2 separate regions of the Mus musculus genome follow, and region 1 is linked to region 2. Evidence: chromatin contacts called from ENCODE Hi-C or POLR2A ChIA-PET data. All regions are on one chromosome and are shown on one strand. Each heading gives the region's core, a stretch centred on a gene start or an enhancer-like site at or near the end of the contact. The rest is flanking DNA. Distances are from core to core; before and after follow the strand shown. Region 1 holds the start of Kat6a (K(lysine) acetyltransferase 6A). Region 2 holds the start of Ikbkb (inhibitor of kappaB kinase beta).

What was found. Hi-C counts contacts between places; a loop is a spot of excess contacts on that map. ChIA-PET counts read pairs that join two places held with the same protein, here RNA polymerase II (POLR2A).
Region 1: a loop to region 2 is called in a map of regulatory T cell, with 2.6 times the contacts of the local background. The contact joins the promoter of Kat6a here to the promoter of Ikbkb in region 2. A Hi-C loop is called at or near these places in 1 of 37 maps with a recorded cell type or tissue (regulatory T cell). POLR2A ChIA-PET finds 5 or more read pairs at or near these places in 1 of 5 experiments (Patski).

Annotation. Positions count from the first base shown.
Region 1 is chr8:22,857,689-22,861,152 of GRCm38, forward strand. Kat6a (K(lysine) acetyltransferase 6A) reads left to right here and starts at 1,858. Exons shown (of 18, transcript NM_001081149.2): 1 at 1,858-1,944. Gm46036 (a long non-coding RNA gene) reads right to left here and starts at 2,751. Exons shown (of 3, transcript XR_001778526.2): 1 at 2,566-2,751.
Region 2 is chr8:22,704,559-22,708,056 of GRCm38, forward strand. It overlaps Ikbkb (inhibitor of kappaB kinase beta), which reads right to left and starts at 2,025. Exons shown (of 22, transcript NM_001159774.1): 1 at 1,912-2,025; 2 at 1,524-1,646. The coding sequence starts at 1,628.

The sequences.
Region 1 (3,464 bases), core at 608-3,107, 150 kb after region 2:
ACAGGTGCGTGCGTGCATGCGTGTGTCCATTCTTGGAGGCCTGTGGATGATACTATGTGTCTTTGCCGTAACATTGTCTACCATATTCCCTTGAGATGGGGAGTCCACTGAGTCTTGATCTTGGTCATCCTCCTGTCTTCAAATTTCTCTTCCACTAGTAATGGAATACAATTTGGGGTTTGTAGAGAAGTGGTTTTGGGTGATCCAATAAACCTCTCCACAACTGCTTGTTATCAACATCAGTATAGGGCACTGCAGGCCCTTTGCGTGAGTTTCCCAGGCTAGTATTAATATGGAATAGTTTCAACAGTCTAGTGTGCATAGTCGTCTGGGCAAGAATTAGGGTGGAGGAGGGCTACTCAGATCTGAAAGCAGGGAATGAGGTTTGGAGACAGGACATGAGGTGAGGTGTAAACTTATTTCTCAGACGCTTACAAATGCTTATTCACTATAAGCGCTGTTTTGAGCCCTTGGCATCATGTTGGTTAGATGCTGGGATGCCAAATGGCACTGTCGAAGAACATTAACCTGGGAATATACTAAAAGCATTACGACTACACCTGAACTGTAAAGTGAATAAAGCACAAAACCAACAAAGTAATATCAAAGTTATGGCAGCGACTAGCAGGTGTTTTTTTCCTTTTTGGTAAAGCTATGATAAAATGAGGTGGCGGGGGGTTAACAGTCTAGGAAGGGGACATAAACCAAGTGCAAGGGTAGCAGCAATACAAGTCTCAAGCTGTTGAGCTTTAACGTCTTTCCAGGGAAGGGGTATGTGTGTGTGGGACTCAATCTCAAGAGTTTCTAGTGGACCAAAGACAAAGAAACAGGTAGCCAGTAGCGGAGAGGCTTGCCCTAGCCAAGAGTCTCTGCGGTTCAGCCATCAAACTGCACAGGGTAGGAAAAGAAGAGAAAGACCCAGGTTCCACAAGCAACCGTGCCATAATAGCTGTGTGACCTTGTCCAAGTCCTAGAAACCGAGCTCGGTGGGTGGTGTTTCTTATAAACATGTTTCCAAGGTTTAGTGACTTGCGGGCAGGGGGGTCAGTCAAGTGCCCTAGGTGGGCATCTTGTTGGCTGACAAGGAGTGTCCAACTTCGTGCCCTCTCCCCTTTCTAGCCAGACTATTCTTTGAACCACGGGGGGATGAGCAGCTGGAGTGCAGAGTGAGCAGAAAGGCGAAGGCAAAAGAAGGAACTCCTGCCACCCGCGTTCCCCCGCCCAGCCACGGAGCTCCCGAAGCCACTGTGTGTGTGTGTGTGTGTGTGTGTCCCCGACCCTGCAAGGCAGCCGCGGGTGCACGCCCCCGGGCGCTAACAAGGGCCTGGGAACCCGGGCGGACGCCGCGCGCCGGGAGCTCCGAGCTTCCTAGCTCCGAGGTTTCGGCGTCGCGCCGAAGCCGCCCCACCCAAGCGCCCGCCCGCCCGCCCGCCCGCCCGCCCGCCCGCTCCAAGTTTCCCGGGCTGTATAATCCGGGTGCACCTTCCGCCTGTGGCCTCGCCATTCTGCCCGATCGCTGCGCGTGAGAAAGGAGGAGGGGACGCCCCCAGCTGTTGGCCTCCAGCCCGGCCAACTCCCGCTTCCACCCGGGCTTCGGCCTTTTGTACCCGCCCCACGTGACCCGCCCAGCGGCTCCCTCCACCCCGCCCCCCGTGGCCCCGCCCTCCGGCCCTTCCCGGCGACGAGCCGGCTCTTCCAGCTACCGGCCGCCCCCCTCCCGCGCTCCTCCGCTCCCTCCCTCCCGCCCGCCCGCGCAGGCTGTTCCCGCTCCCTCCCCAGGCAGCCGTTCCCTCGCGACGCTCCCCTCCCCCCGCGGCTGTTCCGCCGCTTGGCCTCCCCTCCCCCCAGTCGGAGCTCACTGTCTCCAAGATGGCGGCCGTGTCAGTTTGGGGCATCTCCGCGGTCCGGCCCGGGCCCCCGGGATCCCGGCTGTCTTCCCCCCAGGTAAGGAGCCGAGGGGCCGCCCCCGGTCGCTCCCAGCTGCCGAGCCCGAGGCTAGGCCGCCCCGGAGTCTGCTTCGGCGCCTCGCGGGGACGGCGGGCCGCTTGCAGGCCCCGCCGCGGCCTGCGCCGCCTCCCCGCTGCTCTGCGCCAGGCCTCGGGCTGGGCGCCGCGGCCGCCCCCTCGCGTCCGACTCCGCGGCCCGGCCCGCGCCCGCCCTCCGGGCTCGCGCCGACGGGCCCGCCGCCGCCGCCGCCCTAGCTCCGCCGGCGGCCCACTCCGGGAGCCGGGGCTCCCTGGCGCCGAGCAGCCAGGCCGCGGAGCCTGGGGCTGCTGTGCGGGCTCGCCCGCTCTCCCTCGGGGGCGCGCCCGCCGTCCGTCCGCCCGCCCGCCCGCCGCTCCCGCCGCTCCCGGCGCCGGGCGGGCGCGCACTCCGGGCTGTGCGGAGTGCGCGGAGATCCGAGCGGGGTTGAGCGGTGCAGGGTGACAGCCTGGTGGGTGCAGTGGTCTGGAGCAGGCAGCACGTGTGGTGTTGTGTCTGTCGGACTGTCAGCCCCTAGCCGGGACGGGTGGCGGCGGGCTTGCCTGTCAAGAGCTCCGCGACTTTGGGCCGGACCTGCCCTACCTGTCAGGCTCCGTCACAGCCGGTGTCCCCCTTGCTGCTCTTCTGAGCCGACCCCTTGGAGCGAAGAGCTCGGAGGAGCTGGGGCTAGAGCTTACTATGCTCCTAACTCCACGTGATTTCATTGTTAACTTACTCTCCGGGCTGTGTTTCCATAGAATGGGACCGGCGAAGCGGTCCGCTGGCAAACTGCGGGGCTCTGCCGCTTCAAGTTTTTTTTAAAGTTCCTTGGGCTTTAAATCGAGGGCGCGCGCAGATGTGTTTTGGGTTGGGAGAGAGAGCGGGAAGGGCTTTGCGAGCCCGGCTGGTCTTTCTTTCTAGCTCGCGAGTGTACTTTCTGAGAGTTAGGGTTCAGATCTTCAGAGCGTTGGTTTGTGCAGACTCGCAGATTGGGGAAACTTCCGGCCGGAAAGACAATGTGTGACTGTCATTCATTCTTTTTCACCTGAAAACTCAGCCACATAGGGTGTTCCCACCTTCTTAGGTCTTAGTCCTGGTTACTTTAAAGTTAGTGTCTATATCAGAAACATCCCTTGGGTAATAATTCTGATGTTTGTCCTCGTAAAACCTCCACTAATATGAAGCACCCCTCCTGGGGAGGGGGGTACTTCTTTTAGTTAGCTAATTTTGAAATACATTTTGGCCCCGGGTGCTAATGCTTTTTTTCTTACTAGTACTATTTCATTCCTCATGTATTAGTCTCCCGTTTGCCTGCACACTGTTGGGAATAGTTGCTGAAGGGGTGCCCCCGCCCCTTTTTTGCTGTGTTTATATTGTACACGTGCTCCAAAACATGAGAAGTTCAAAGTTACACTTAGTTTTGGAGGAACAAGTTCAGAGGTAGTAGTATATTTGTTTTTGTTTTATTGACTAATGTACATTCTGAGATAGCAATCTCAAAT
Region 2 (3,498 bases), core at 775-3,274:
CCAGTACTCCTCCCCAACTCCAGCCCCTGCCCTCTCTATCCACCCAAGTCCTGTTCACACTAACCCCTAAATATCTCTTCAGTCTGCCTATTTCTCCCTGTCATCACCACGATCAACCTGGCTGGTCTCTCACCTGGACCACTCAATCTGAGTCAAGACCTTGATTTTAGCTCTTTAGGAAGGATTCCCTAGAAGGGTGGCCTCTCGTTTTGGTATGTTTTCCAACTGTTGACCAACACTGGAATCCTAAAATAGAAAAATAGGCCTCCAGACAGCACTCCCCGCGGGGTCTATCAGGAGGTTGAGTAACTGGTCTGGCAGAAATGAAGATATTCTAAAGAGATACTTTTAAACATTGGATGCCAGAGAGATGGGAAATTCCCCAGAAATTTCATGTTGGGAGAGAAAAAGCTCCCAGCCAGAGGGGGAAATTGTCTTCTGGGTTACAGATTTCTAACACATTCTCAGAAAAATCTCACAGGATGACAAAACCAGGCCAGTGGTAGGCTGGACCACAGTACTGCTTAGATGTGAGTATCCTTGGCGTTCTATTTAGACCTTAACCTAATTTTAGGATCATGGAGATGGACTTGGTGGGGGGGGATCTGTCTGTCCTTCTTCCTAATGTGACCTCAGTGAATGAATCCCTTGCTTTCCACTATTAATTTGCCTATTTTAATTGGCTTATTGAGGACTCAGCTTAGGGCACAGGCCATGACCCCCAAGTTTGATAGTCACACATCACGTCTGATACTCAAGTATCCTGAGGTTAGTAAGTACTCTTTAGCGGAAACATCACAAGTACTGTGTGCTCCTGAGGCACTGTGATGAACTCATTACCCAAATCGGATAAAATAAGTCTCCCACAGTAAACAGCCGAGCTAGAGAGAGTCCTGCCAAGAATCTCAGCGTACTTACTGCCAGCCCCCTCCCCCAAATTTTTTTTGGAAGAACACAAACTTTTAACATGAGCAACGCACATCAGACACATAAGGACTAAAATAATAGGAATAAAAATTAGATCCAAAAATGAAATCAGTCCACATCACTCAGCATTATATGGCGGCACATGGAAAAGAAAGAAAGAAAGAAAGAAAGAAAGAAAGAAAGAAAGAGAGAAAGAAAGAGAAGAGAAAAACCTTGGGGTTATCAACTACCTAAAATATTTTAAATAAAGTTATTTAAAATGTTTTTTATTGCTCTCATCTTTTTAACACTGCCTGTATTCTACAACATTTATCACAATGTAATGTATTACGTGCTAGTCTAAATATTAGTAGAAATATAATTTCAAAATACTTGGAATGACAGCTTACTCCCTCATGTGTCCTTCTAAGTGGCATGGTTATTAAGGTTTTTTAAAAAGAGTCAGTTTAGCAGCTCACAGATCCCCTTTGCAGTCCTTTTTCTTACGCTCCCATTGGACAACGCCAAGGTTAGGCAGGGATCCACCCATTCACACCGGGCCAGGTCAGAAGAGGCGCCAAGAAAGCTCACCCACCTTCCTGGTGCCAGAGCCCTACCTGATTGTGCCACCGGATGACGTTTCCAAATCCCCCGGTCCCCAGGCGTTCTTTCATTTCCCAGGCTCCACATGTCTGGGTTGGGAGGGACGGTGACCAGCTCATATCGATGCCCTGCTAACTCTAGAAGCAAGCAGGGAGAGAGGACAAGTTGAGAGTAAGAAGAACACTGGAGCTCAAGAAGCAACTGGGAGCAGCAGTGGCTGCTGCCCTGCAAGGGGAGGCTAGGACACCGGTGTAGTTAACAAATAAAAGTTGCGGCGGCCGGGCCCACCGGTGGGTCCGCTCAGCATCGGGCGCGGCGCAGCCACGGACCCCGGGGAGAGGCGGAGCGCACACCCGGGTGAGCCGGTCCACGCGCCGCGAGCCGCCCTCGCGTGGGACTCACCTGCCCCGGGGGCCGCGGGGCCGCCAGCGACACCCGCTGAGGACATGAAAACTCGGGGTCCCCACGCAGCCAGCCCAGCGCCACTTCCTCAAACACTTCCTGCCCTGACGTCACGGGTACTAGACGGCTCTTAAAGGGGACGCGCGAGCCACTGGCTCTCGGAGACGCAGCCACAGCCAGCCAAGGTGCTGGACCTGGCGGCGCAGGACCTGGCGGCTTGGAGAGCTCTTCTTCACCCTGGCACTTTTTAGGCTGAGCTTGATCCGACTGGCTAGGCAGTTAATAAGGGGAGAATCTGCCGAGCCCCGACTAGTGCTGACTTAGAGGCTGTCCTAAGAATTGCCTCCCTGTCCTCCCACCGCTCCTGGTTCAGTATTAAGAATAATCAACCATCCTGATGCTCCTCAGAAAGTAACACACCACCATCCCCCTCAAAGAGGAAGGGAGGAGAGGGAAGAGTACAGAGACAAAACAAAAAACTAGCACTGTCTATCAAAAATGGAGTTTGAGCACTGGGAGCATAAAGAAATTACTAGTTATTAGGTCAAGAGGCTGGGTATTGTCTTCTCCACCAGGACACCCCACACGCCTACCAGCATCCACCCCTGCCTCTAACAAGCCAGGTTCAGCCGCTCACCTCCCATAGCCTAATTCACGATACAATTACCAATGGAAAGGAGAAAAAGAGGTTTATTCAATGTGACTACATTGGGGAAAGACAGCGATCTAATCTCTCTCACCCATACCTCTGCCGATCCAAGTCTAATTTTGGGGTCCTGCCATGAGGTTTGGGTTTAAGTGGAAGGCAAGTGGTATACATAACTAAGTAGTCATGCTCAATATATGTTCTGGTCCACCATCGTTGTCTAGGCTCCAGTTTCTCCTATGATGTGGCGTTTGTCAGACGGTGTGAAATCTCTGCTCCTCTGAAGGTGGCACAGTGGCTCCAGGCTTCTGACATTTACTGGCTTTTTAGATCCGAACCCAGCAGCGGACAGCGACCAGCAAGGCTAACAAAGTCTCCCTGGATTGAAAGCCAAAGATCTTTGTGGGATAACCTGGGGACTCTAAGCGTTTGAACTCAAGAATAGAGCAAATAAAGAACTTCTCACTCTTTTATTATTAAAGCAAGCAAAACATGAGATGATGTTTACAGAGAGCTTAAGCAAATACAAGAACAGCAAGTGAAAAAACACTTGGTATTATGTCTTATCATCCTTGCACCTGTGGGAAAAAGCCAAGAATATTCCTCCCAGGACCCCACCCTTCCCACAGAGAGAACGTGGACATCCCAAGCCATACCCTTCATGTCGCCCCTTTTGAGAGCATCCACTTTTTATGGGGTTTGCAATTATTTCTAGAAGGCCACTTGTGGAAGAACATTCTGCACTCTGCCCCAACCACAGCTCACGGGACAGTCACAGCTTTCTTACACGGGTTCCCACGTGGCCTCAGATGATGTTCCTGGGGGAGATTACAGTTTCTCGGGGTCTGTTATGTCGGCAGTTTAAAAGTCAGAAAGAGGAGCTCAGGAGACTCTTTAGCCTCCATTCCAGTCAGGACAACTGCAATAACCTTGTAGTTATT